Regions from separate parts of the Homo sapiens genome. Here region 2 is linked to region 1. Evidence: read pairs that join two places in POLR2A ChIA-PET (ENCODE). Cell type or tissue: PC-9. All regions are shown on one strand. Links, peaks and the distances in the headings refer to the core of each region. The heading gives the core; the rest is flanking DNA.

Region 1 (2,806 bases), core at 58-2,557:
TAGATAAGAGAACATGGTGACTTGGATGATGTTAGCAATGGTGATGAAAAATGTACAGATTCAAGATGTATTTTAGAATTATAATCAAAAGATAAGATTTAACCGATGGTTGGAATATATGGAATGTTGAAAGAGTAGGAGCCAAGGCCAACTTCCAGTAGAAAGACAGAAATGATGATGCAGAAGAAGAAAGAGGAACATCTGCAGTCTAAGCAGCAAGAAAGGATGGGATTTAGCGACACTTGTTCCATTTTAACAACACAGAATATAGATAGAGACATAGACAGGTTTGCAGATTTGGTGGTAGGAAGATGAAAGAGCTACTTCTTCTGATACCTTTTTCTTCTCCATGAAGTATGAGGCATATCATTAGTTAATGGCAGGAAGTGGAGTGGAGTGGGGGAAAATATAGGAGGATTGAAGATAACAATGAAGATATTGTCACTTTAAAGAGTGGGAAAGCAAGTTTAATACAGAAGTAGCATTGTTGAGCAGAGATGAGTGCTCAGTTGAGGCTTGTGATCATGAATGCTTTAAATGAACGTGAAGCCCATTTGCTCAGCTATGTGCATTTTTCCCCATTCAAGTTTAGTAGCTCAGGTGCAGGTCCAGAAAGGCAATTTAATTGAATTCAACTCACATTTTGTTACATGAGTGCATCAGGGAGAATATAATATGATATAATAGAATGAGCACATGACTAGGGGTCAGAAGGCCTGGGCTGTGATGCAAGCTCAGCTAATTACAAGCCATGTGACCTTAGGCAAGTTGCTTAATATTGCTCTGCCTCTCTTTTCTCATTAGGAACATAAGAAGATTGGACTAAATAATCTTTAAGGTTCTTCTTAACTCTAAAACTCTGTGATTATTTTCTTTTTCCTCTTGTGACAATTCTTGATCTCAACCAATTTCTCATTAATAAAATGTTTTTGTTAAATATGTAGACTCTGAAGCCAGACTGCTGAAATTTGAATTCTAGCTCCACCAGTTCTAAGCTGTGCAATCTTGAGTAAGTCATTTCACCTTTTAATGCCAGAGTTGCTTCATCATTGCCATGGGCGTCATAGTAGCATATACCTTAAGAGGGTTATTGTAAGGATTGAATGAGTCAATGTGTGTAAAGCTCCTAGAACAGTTTCTGGCATGTACTGTACCCTCAAAAAATGTTAGCCATTATTGTTACCCAAAGTTCTGTATCATTTCTTGGGCCAGAAAATGTCTGAAAGTTTGGAATTCCTTATGCTTACAGGCATGCATACCCCTAACACCCTATTTAGAGCACCTCATTTTGCTTCAGGGTGATAGTGTGGCATAGAAAATGTATTTTGGAACCAGACGAACCTTGGTTTGAATCCTGAGTCTGCCATTTACTTAGCTGTGAGACCTAGGGTAAATAAATTAGCCAGTTGATATTCAAATTCCCCTTCTACAAAATAAGTAAGCAGTAATATTTATCTGATAGTTTGTGGATAAAATTAAATGAGATAGTGCATGTAAAATACCTGACCATATAGGGCTTGGCATGTAATGGGCATTTAATAACAGCAGTTATTGCTGTTATAGTATCCTGCCCTAATATATGACTTCTTATGCCAGCTATTGAGGAATAGGTGACTTTTGTTCTTATTGCTTCTTATTCTCATGGAGCACCGAAGAGCAACAAGTAGCCCATCAGAGAGAAAGATCTGAAAGTAGGAGCAGGATCAGCCAGTACATTGAAGATGGGGTGAGGCTAGAAGGGCTAAATAAAGAAGTGCACATTTGTTATATGTTACAATAAACACTAAAAACACATAGATTACTTTTAACAGTGAAATCTTCCTTTTGAGTTGAATGCCATGCCAGTGATAGTGGGTTAATAGAACCAGAGACAATCATAAGGCTGATCTACTCAGTTCTCAGTCTAGGAAGGTCACCATTGCCTTTCACTTCTAGACAAAGACGCCATTCACGGCTTAATTCTACTGATCCCAGGACGTTGGCCATTCCTGGGAAATCTTTGAGCTCCTTGATGAAAAGGCATCATATGAGGCTGAAAAATGTAATATAATTTCATTTATAACTGACCCTCAGAACTCCTTTGGGAGCAGCACCTATTTTGCTTCCTGGATTTGAAAACTTCCTACTGAGTTGTATTGATTATTATTTTATTTTACAGAAAGGAAATATGGGGGAGAGCCCCTCATTTAAATGATTTTGTGTAACAATCAAAATGGATCATATAGGGCTAAAAAAGAGCTCAATGAATATAGATGTTTTAATCCCAATGTTACTTTCCGTATGGTATTAATTACAAACATAAATTAGACCAGAAGTTTTTGTTTTCCTATCAATTTCATTTAAGAAAAATATTAGATTTAATTATCCTAGCTAAAATCTTAGTCTTTCTTGTTAAATGTATTTCATCTTATTAGCCTGTTAATTTCTTCTGTTAAGCTGACTGACTAATATTAATGCAAAGTTTTATCAACTGAAAACGGAAAGTAAACTTGTATTGTACCCCTAATTTCCCCTTGTATGTGCTAGTTAAGTAATTTGAACCCAGAAGCTAAATTACCTTTACTAGAGACCACAAAGCAGATTAGTTAGTATGAATTATGGGCTTGCTTTCTGCCTCAGATATTTGCTCATATCTATTTTTCTTGCTCTAAAAAGATTGTGGTAATAATTGTGATCTTACCAGGTTACACCGTTCTAGTGGCTGGAGCATCAACTCGGATATTGGGATACCATTTGCAGTTGAGCAGGTTCACATCACTTCTCAATCCATTTCCTCTTCGGAAAAATGACAATGATAATATCTGTC
Region 2 (2,795 bases), core at 1-2,500, 1.3 Mb after region 1:
GCGCCCCACACTCAGGCAACAGTTGGTCGTGCGGGGCCGGCCCGGGCTCTGGGTGGGGAAGGGGAGTCTCGCGATCGTTGAGGGGGGGGGGGTGGAGGAAGGGGGGAGAGTGACGGGGGGAGGCCATGACGTAGGGTGGGTGGACGGAAGTGGGGCAGGGTTGAGGGTTATTTAAAGAAGGGGGGGCCTGAGCGAAGGGGTTGGAAGCGGAGTGATTCCCCACCCCTGCTCCATCTAGCTCTTTCCAGTGCAGCCACTGCCGCCGCCCAGGAGCCCTCGTCCCCTGCCTTGTCCCCCTACTCGTTCCCGCTCCCACGGCATGGAGCAGGACACTGCCGCAGTGGCAGCCACCGTGGCAGCCGCGGATGCGACCGCCACTATCGTGGTCATAGAGGACGAGCAGCCCGGGCCGTCCACCTCTCAGGAGGAGGGAGCGGCCGCCGCGGCCACCGAAGCCACCGCGGCCACGGAGAAGGGCGAGAAGAAGAAGGAGGTAAATAGGAAGGGGGTGTGTGTGTGGTGGACAAATCCTGTGCCTGGCCCCTCTGAGGGGCCCAAACCCTGACCTTTCGGCGCCGACAGGTACCCGCGGAGCTTTGCGGGGCTAGGGGCGGCGGGTGCGGGGGTCGGCGGCGGAACCGCCTGGCGTTCGCTCCCCTCCCCCTTTCCTTCTCGCCGCCTGGAGGACGGGGGCGGGGCTGGGCGCGGGCGGGAGCGGCGCGGGGTGGAGGGGTGCCCGCTCTCCCGGGGCCTGGGGGCTCGGGAGCCCCTCGACAGCCCCCGACCCCCTCCACCTTCCCGGAACTCGGGTAACGGGGTGGGGGATGGGGCTGTGCAGGAAAAAGCCTCCGCCTCTCCCTCTCCTCTCGCTCGCTCCCTCTCCCCCCGCCTTCCCGTCGGCCTCTGCCTGGGAAATCTGGGCCCTTCAATCCCACACTCGCGCTAAAGGGGTTTTGCTGGGGCTTTTTTTGTAATTTGAATTTCAAGGTGCTGGTGGTTGCTGGGTGGAGGGTGACAGGGAAGACATTTCTTTCTTTCATTGGCAATGTCGGTCTTTTGGATGGCAGGAAAAAAACCATCCCTTGTTCGTTTGAACCCCGCCTGCCGAGGTGGGGGTGTCACCCCGAGGAAAGGAGCTCTCTGCGTCGTACCCCCCCGCCCCCCCAAACTGAGGAACCGTGGACGCTGGCTTAGGAAAATTTCCAACATCTGCACCCTCACCCTCTTCTGCCCCGCCCCCGACGGTATAGGGTTTCACTCCAGGGCCACCCCAATGGTCCCTCAATCCGGCCCCAAGCTTTCCAGGCTTCCGCCTCCCTCTCCTAGTGGGCGCTGCTGGCTCCTGGACACACACAGGTTTTTTTTTTTTTTCTCCTTTAATTTTTAAAAAACTCAGCGTCGCCAAGATGAGCTGCTTCTAACGTAAGGGAACTGCTCTGACACATATTAAAGCCAATCCAGAAAATATGTATTATCTCCATAAGGCACATTTCGTGTGGCCCGAGACATGCAAATAAAACTATAAAACGTTGAAAAATTGACATAAAAATAGGATGGGGCATAAGCATTTTTGATGTATGATAAAATTGCATAACTAATGGTTTATGTGTGGATTTTTTCCTATTTACGAGTAGTCATATCGCAATTTTAAAAAGGTGGGTAATTATGCTTTAGAGATCTCAAGTGGCTTTGTCTGAATCATTATATGATACTATACGACCAAATGAAAAGCTTTTGAGGAAAATGAACACCTTTCGCCTTAAATGAGAAGAGTAATTTTAAATTTAGCAGTTGCTTCTGTGACATATTTTACTATTACAAGGTTGACTAAACAGAAGGACAATTGTAGTGCTAAATGAAAACCGTAGAAAACATACACATTGTAAGATCTACGCGGTACTTGGATTAGTAAGACAATATTGTTGGTTAAAAGTGGGTGTAATACCAAGCATCAATATAAATCAAATGTTGTGAAATTCGGAAATGTCTGTGTGCCTTTTATTCCCTGGACTGGGCAAATGTGAGTGCCAAACTGCCTTTTGTATGGCAGGAGAGGTTGTCGAATTTCCAGATTGTATAAATTTTTGAATTTTGTATAAAATTTTGTATTGTGAAAAAACGGGAGACCAATAAAAAAGCTATATAATATAAACACTGAGTTGATGCCTACATATTTGTCAACTCTTGCCTCATTAGAAATTGCCCTACCAGTACTTCATTTGTCCACCCAGGACAGGGAAATGAGGTGCTGTATGTCAGGAACTTCCTGGATATCCATTTTTATTTTTAATTTTTCCTTAAAAAATGAAATACATTACATACTACCTTGACACTTTAAATTGCATACTAAAAGTGCAGATTAACCTCTTCTTCATGGCCATCAGTTAGTGTACTTTGACAGTGACACAAAGGCACCTGAAATCCCGCAGGTTGTTCCCTCTCAATTAAGTAACCACCTACCAGACTCTTGCAGTGTTGTGTTGATTTTTAAAAATAATTTTTCCAGCCGGGCGCGGTGGCTCGCGCCTGTAATCCTAGCACTTTGGGAGGCCGAGGCGGGTAGATCACTTGAGGTCAGGAGTTCGAAACCAGCCTGGCCAATATGGTGAAACCCCGTCTCTACTAAAAATACCAAAAAAAAAAAATTAGCCAAGTGTGGTGGCAGGCACCTGTAATCCCAGCTACTTGGGAGGCTGAGGCAGGAGAATCGCTTGAACCCGGAAGGCTCAGGTTGCAGTGAGCCGAGATCCCACCACTGCACTCCAACCTGAGCAACAGAGTGAGACTCCGTCTCA

Evidence for each region. ChIA-PET counts read pairs that join two places held together with the same protein. Peaks named below come from ENCODE experiments on the same cell type or tissue, not always from the same donor. Only the 100,000 strongest peaks of a DNase experiment are listed, where the experiment ranks them.
Region 2: POLR2A ChIA-PET joins it to region 1 with 16 read pairs; 1 of 35 experiments calls an interaction of 5 or more read pairs at or near these places.

The regions. Positions count from the first base shown.
Region 1 is chrX:130,827,984-130,830,789 of GRCh38, reverse strand. The region is part of intron 2 of ENOX2 (ecto-NOX disulfide-thiol exchanger 2); the gene reads left to right. LOC124905217 (a long non-coding RNA gene) reads right to left here. Exons shown (of 2, transcript XR_007068334.1): 1 at 2,681-2,806. Among named protein-coding and RNA genes, the nearest start is that of ENOX2-AS1, 27 kb to the right of the region's middle. In PC-9, for the core only: no CTCF peak of the experiment used is centred there; a DNase peak (open chromatin) is centred at 1,049; H3K27ac peaks cover 1,429 bases.
Region 2 is chrX:129,520,895-129,523,689 of GRCh38, reverse strand. SMARCA1 (SNF2 related chromatin remodeling ATPase 1) reads left to right here and starts at 200. Exons shown (of 25, transcript NM_001282874.2): 1 at 200-493. The coding sequence starts at 320. In PC-9, for the core only: a CTCF peak has its summit at 1,429; a DNase peak (open chromatin) is centred at 1,289; H3K4me3 peaks cover 2,500 bases; H3K27ac peaks cover 755 bases.